2 separate regions of the Homo sapiens genome follow, and region 1 is linked to region 2. Evidence: chromatin loops called from intact Hi-C (ENCODE). Cell type or tissue: PC-3. All regions are shown on one strand. Links, peaks and the distances in the headings refer to the core of each region. The heading gives the core; the rest is flanking DNA. Region 1 has its middle 95 kb from the start of SLC7A11-AS1. Region 2 has its middle 270 kb from the start of SLC7A11-AS1.

Region 1 (2,929 bases), core at 130-2,629, 170 kb after region 2:
AAGGTCACACAACTGGTAAACACAAGAACCAGTGATATATGCCAAGAGTTTTTGAGCGTTAGACTACTGTAATTCCCTTTATAGCAACTTGCCATAAAAGAGCTGCTATCATTAAAACAATGTGATATATTAAAGGATATTATTAAATAGTGGTTTTGCATAGACAATATATTAAATGTGAGTTCAGAGGCAGTTCTGCATTCAAGAGACAAAGTATTCTTTTTTTAGTATTTAAATTCCCCCTTCCTAAAGAAAACAGTTGTAAAAGATGTCTAATGACTCCAATAAAAAGTAATTTACTTCCTAATTTTAAATGGAGAAATACTAATCTCTAAGAGGTATTTTCTTGAGGCAGCATTTTTGTAGTTACATATGCTTGAGAATTTCCTACAATTAAACAGTGAAAAAAATATTGACCTTAAATACAGCAGGCAAGTTCCAATTTATATTCCTATATGAAGCCTACTCTCTCTCCTAGAATGGAACATAAAAATGTCCTTTTCTCTCAGATGCAGGCAATTGATCTATCCTAAAGCAGTAACTAGAATATTTTTAAAAACTAAATAAAAATTTGGTTAACTGAATTTTTAAACAAAACCATTTGTTTATTTTAATCCAGTTTCAACCACATTTTAACCTTTAATTCTTATTCATAGACTAAAATGGCTTCATTGACATTTATTTTTATTTTTATGCTGAGTTTTTAAATAAAATTGAGAAGTAAATGTAGAATAATCAACTAGGAGAAAGAAAAGATAAAAGCACCTTTTTATTAATACATATAAATATGGCAATTGAAACCTTAATTTCTGTAACTTGTTCCAACCAAATATACTTAAATTTACACTTTATTTAACCTTCCTAAGCACTACCTCAATTCACTAATGAAATACATTCTTGATCTAGCCATCTGTGAGGGTTTCAAGAGCTGGTTGACTCAAAATATTTCTTAAGTACCAGTGTCACCTGCCTTCTCCCATGGTCACTGTGGAGGCTAAAGCAACACTATCTTTTATGCTAATCTGCCATGTTGACTACTGTTTGACCCCAGTTCCAGAAATATCTCTAAGATTTCTACTTTACTAATAACAGCACCTACTTACTGGTAAATTCTACCCTTAGGTCAAAACCACCTTAATCTTATGATAAACACATACTTGCCATAAATCCTGCTCTTGAGCAAATTGTAGTCTATGACACACATAGTCTGTGACACATATCCCTGAAGGGGATAAAATGACTTCAATTGTCTTACATATCTCTTCTGAAGCATGCATACCCTTTGCCTATTTTATATAAGCCCTTGGTCTGGCATAACCATGCGGGAAGTACCATCTTGTGGCTGCCCCAGGCATGGCTCCATTCCATAACTCCCTATTAAATGTTTCTTTCTGAGAAACTGGATTTGTCAGCCTCTTTCTTCAGCCTCTTAGCTCCTTTGGCCTTTGGGGTTATGTTGGCATAGACCTGCTCACCATGGAATAGCCATCAACCATGGCAACAACACCAGGCAGCAACTGAAGACCTATTAAAAGAAATGACCCAAAAAATAGGGTACAAAAAATTCAATAAGACAGTGTTAATATATGAACATGTGTGTATGTATCATTCATATGCATATTTATTCAGGAATCTGTTGACATTTGATTGTGTAAACATTTATAAACCACAAACATTATTTATCACCAGCCTTTGGCAACGAATACTATTTGGGGATGTTAGATAAATTAACAAGAGTAATATATGTAAGGAATATAGTGAGATTCAAAAGAAATACTGAAAATTAATTCTCCAAAAATGGGCATTTCCCCTTTATAATGCATTCCTGATTCCATGACATTGGCAATGTTGCTTATGTGACCTGGAATTCCCACCCTTCTCACCCCTGCCTTTTTAAGTTTTACTCATCCATCAAGTTTCAACATATGTATTTCTCTTCCATGGATCTTCTAGGAAAACAAAAACCCAAAGTCACCCTTTATTTTGCTTATAGATATTGCTATATGACTATCATTTAACTTCCTAAATTTTTGGGTACATTTTGGTTTTTACCTATACATCAGTTATGGTTTCTGACTTTAAGTGTAATTGCCTCGGTTCTTCTTTCCCACTGCACAGACAAAATCAATTCGCAGAGACCATGGCATTGAAGTAAAGAAAGAGTTTAACTTTATGGGAGGCCAGTAACACAGGAGATGGAGTTACCACTCAAATCAGTCTCCCCAAAGGCTTGGAGGTTAGGGTTTTTAAAGAACAGTTTGTTGGGCAGGGAACTAGGAAATGGGTGCTGCTGTGATTGGTTGGGGAAGCAATTATAAGGGTGTGGAAAACGGTTCTCATCCACTGAGTCCACTTCTGGGTGGGGGCCACAGTACCAGTTGAGTCATGAATCACAAATCCAGGTGGGATCAGTCTAAAAACTATCTCAAAGACAAATTTTAAGTTTTACAACAGTGATGTTATCTATAACAGCAATTGGAGAAGGGACAAATCTTGTGACCTCTGGCCACATGACTCCTGAGCAGTAAGGGATTATAGAAACTATGCCTACATTTTAGCAGAATTGAGGTCTTGCTCATAATCCTAATCCCGTGGCCTTTCATTAGTCTTACAAAGATGGAGAGGGAATCAGTTTTAGGGAGGGGCTATTATCATCCTTACTTCAAAGTTAAACTACAAATCAAATTCTACCCATGGTAGATCAGCCTGGCTGATGCCCAGAAATGAGCAAAGACAGCCAGCCTTTGAAGTTAGATGCAAGATGGGGTCAGCCATGTTAGATTTCTCTCCCTCTTAATCTTTGCAAAGGCAATTTCATTAGCAACTGTACCAACACTAGATAACTTCAGCTGAAAAGAATTCAGAGAATCAATGAAGCTTAAAAAGAAGCATGCTTGTGGTATGAGCAGAATCCAAGGGAGACTAGCAA
Region 2 (2,929 bases), core at 285-2,784:
GTTACCATGAGACTTACAAAAAACATCTTAACGTTATAAAAGACTATTTTAAACAAAAAACAATTAACAAAAAAATCTACTTTTTTTTTTTTTTAAGACAGAGTCTTGCTCTGTTGCCCAGGCTGGAGTTCAGTGGTGCCATCTCGGCCTCCCGGGTTCAAGTGATTCTCCTGCCTCAGCCTCCCAAGTAGTTGGGATTACAGGTGCTGCCACCACGCCCAGCTAATTTTTTGTATTTTTATTGGGGACGGGGTTTCACCATGTTGGCCAGGCTGGTCTCAAACTCCTGACTTCAGATGATTCGCCCACCTCGGCCTCCCAAAGTGCAAAAATCTGCATTTTTACTCCATTCTCCCCCATTTTGAATTTTGGATGTCAGAATTTATATCTTTTAATGTTGTCTATTCTTAATAAGTTATTATAGTTATTAGTTTTAAGTTTTGTCTTATCTTCATATGTGTAAATATAGTGTATGAGTGAAATATATATACTATATATATATACCATATATAAACTATATATATAGTTTACATGCCATGATTGTAATATTAAAAAATTCTGAATTTATCTGTGTACTGACTTTTACCAGCGATCTTCATACTTTCAGCTGCTTTTGTGTTATAGGTTAGCATCCATTTGTTTCAGGTTGAAGAACTCCCTTTAGAATTTCTTGTAAGACAGGTTGGGTGGTGATGAATTCCATTAGCTTTGTTTGTCTGGGGAAGTCTTTACTTCTCCTTCATGTTTGAGGAATAGCTTTGCTGGGTACAGTATTCTTGATTAGGAGGTTTTGTTTGTTTGTTTACTTGTTTGTTTGTTTTTTCTTCAGCACTTTGAAAATACCATCTTACTTCCTCCTGTCCTCTAAGGTATCTGCTGAGAAGTCTGCTTCCAAGAATATTCAAACTTCCTTTTATGTTATTTGATTATTTTCTTTTGCTAGTATTAGGATCTACTCATCGTCTGTGACTTTTGAGAGTTTGATTATTTTATGCTTTGAAGTAGGGTTATTTGGGTTGAATCTGACTGGTGATCTTTGACCTATCTATACCTGGATATTTATTTCTCCACATTTGGAAAGTTTCCTGCTTGTTATTTCTTTGAATATTCCTTCTACCCCTTTGTCATCCTCACTTATTCTTGAATACCAGTGACTAGTACATTTTCTCTTTAGATGTTGTCCCATAGATATCTTAAGATTTAATTCCTCTTTATTATTTTTTTCTTTTTCCTCTTCTGTGTTTTCAAATAGGCTGTCTTTGCATTCATGGATTCTTCTGCTTGATCAATTCTGCTGTTGATGTTCTCTGTTGCATTTTTCAGTTTGTTCAATGTATCTTTCAGCTATTTGATGTCTATTTGATTTTTTAATAATTTCAATTACTTTTTTAAATTTTTAAAGTTCTGAATTATTTCTGTGTTTTCTTGGAGTTTATTGACTTTCCTTTAAACGGCTATTTTGAATTCCTAGTCTGAGTGTTCACATATTTCCACTTCTTTATGGTCATTGGTATCCTGTTTTGTCCATTTGATGAGGTCATATTTTCCTGATTGCTCTTGACGCTTATGGATATATATCAATGTCTATGGATTTAAAAATTTAAAAACTATTTGTTCCAGTCTTTGCTATAGGCTTTGTGTCCAACTTTTTATTATATTCTGTCTAGACATACTGTGCTGATTGATACAGTGTTTCTTAGTTTGAGATTACTGCCTTTTCTTCAGCACTAGATGGAGCCCTAAACCCAGGTTTGCTGCAAGTCTACTGTGGGCTCTGAGGTTGGCATAGCATTTAACTTGGATAGGCCTAGAGGAGACCCAAGAAAGTTACCTGAGCTATGTGGAAACACCAGCTAGGGAATCATGCCTACACAACCCATAGACCATTCTTCCTGAAACATGGCATTGCTCAACAGCCTCTCTGATTTTGTGTTTCCTCTGGTGAGAATGGAGAGCAGCCATACTGACATTCTGGCTACTGCTAGCCCCATCCCCATTCTTTGTCTCTAGCTGGTCTCAAGTGCTTTAGCGCTGCAGGCACTCACTACAGGCACTCCTGTAGGTCAAGGCAAAAGAGAGTTTCCTGTGAAGAGACCCAGGATAGTGAGGAAGCTGAGTGTATTTTAGTTTTTAATACATAGCTATCTTAACTAAACATGTGTATAAAAATAATTTATTTTCATTAGAAATAATTTTATTTTTACCCTAACATGTTTTTCTTTACATTGATGTAATATAAATTCCTATCCTTTGAATTGATGGTGATACAAATGAAATGGGCTTTTTGAAAACTAGTGAATGCATGGTTATCTGTTAAGAGCTGAGGCATAGAGTAAAAGCCCAGTGAAAACTGAAAAATATGTAAGTCATCATGAAGATGATTTAGAAACTAAAAAATATTAGTTTGCTAGATCTGTGCCAAAACAGTGGTTTTAAAAAACAAAAATTTAATGCCTTACAGTTCTAAAGACTAACGCCTAAAATTGAGGTATCAGCAGGGCCATAACTGCTCTGTGACTGAAAAGAATACTTCCTTACCTCTAGCTTCTGGTTTATCAGCAATCTTTAGAGTTTATCCGCTTGTAGATAGATGTATCACTCCAATCGCATGGCTATTTTTTCTCTGTGTCTTCATATCATCTTTTCCCTGTGCATTTTTGCCTCTGGGTCCGAATTTTCTCTTTGTATAAGGACAATAGTCATATTGGATTAAAAGCCACCTTAGTGACCTCATCTTAACTTGGTTAAATCTGCAATGACACTGTTTCCAAATAAGGTCACATACTCAGGTTCTGGGGTTTAGGGCTTCAGCATATCATTTGAAAGGAATACAATTCAATTAATAAGAGTGGTAAATAGGACTTTCTCATGCTTTTCCCTCAGCAAAATCATGAAGTAAAGGAAACTGATTCTTGGATTATACCAAATC

What was found. Peaks named below come from ENCODE experiments on the same cell type or tissue, not always from the same donor. Only the 100,000 strongest peaks of a DNase experiment are listed, where the experiment ranks them.
Region 1: a loop joins it to region 2, with 3 times the contacts of the local background. A loop is called at or near these places in 4 of 110 quality-filtered maps.

The regions. Positions count from the first base shown.
Region 1 is chr4:137,992,173-137,995,101 of GRCh38, forward strand. No RefSeq gene overlaps it. Among named protein-coding and RNA genes, the nearest start is that of SLC7A11-AS1, 95 kb to the right of the region's middle. In PC-3, for the core only: CTCF peaks have their summits at 1,333 (motif pointing left) and 1,535; a DNase peak (open chromatin) is centred at 1,269; H3K27ac peaks cover 1,905 bases.
Region 2 is chr4:137,818,308-137,821,236 of GRCh38, forward strand. No RefSeq gene overlaps it. Among named protein-coding and RNA genes, the nearest start is that of SLC7A11-AS1, 270 kb to the right of the region's middle. RefSeq lists a silencer at 1,637-1,686. In PC-3, for the core only: a CTCF peak has its summit at 1,732 (motif pointing right); a DNase peak (open chromatin) is centred at 1,754.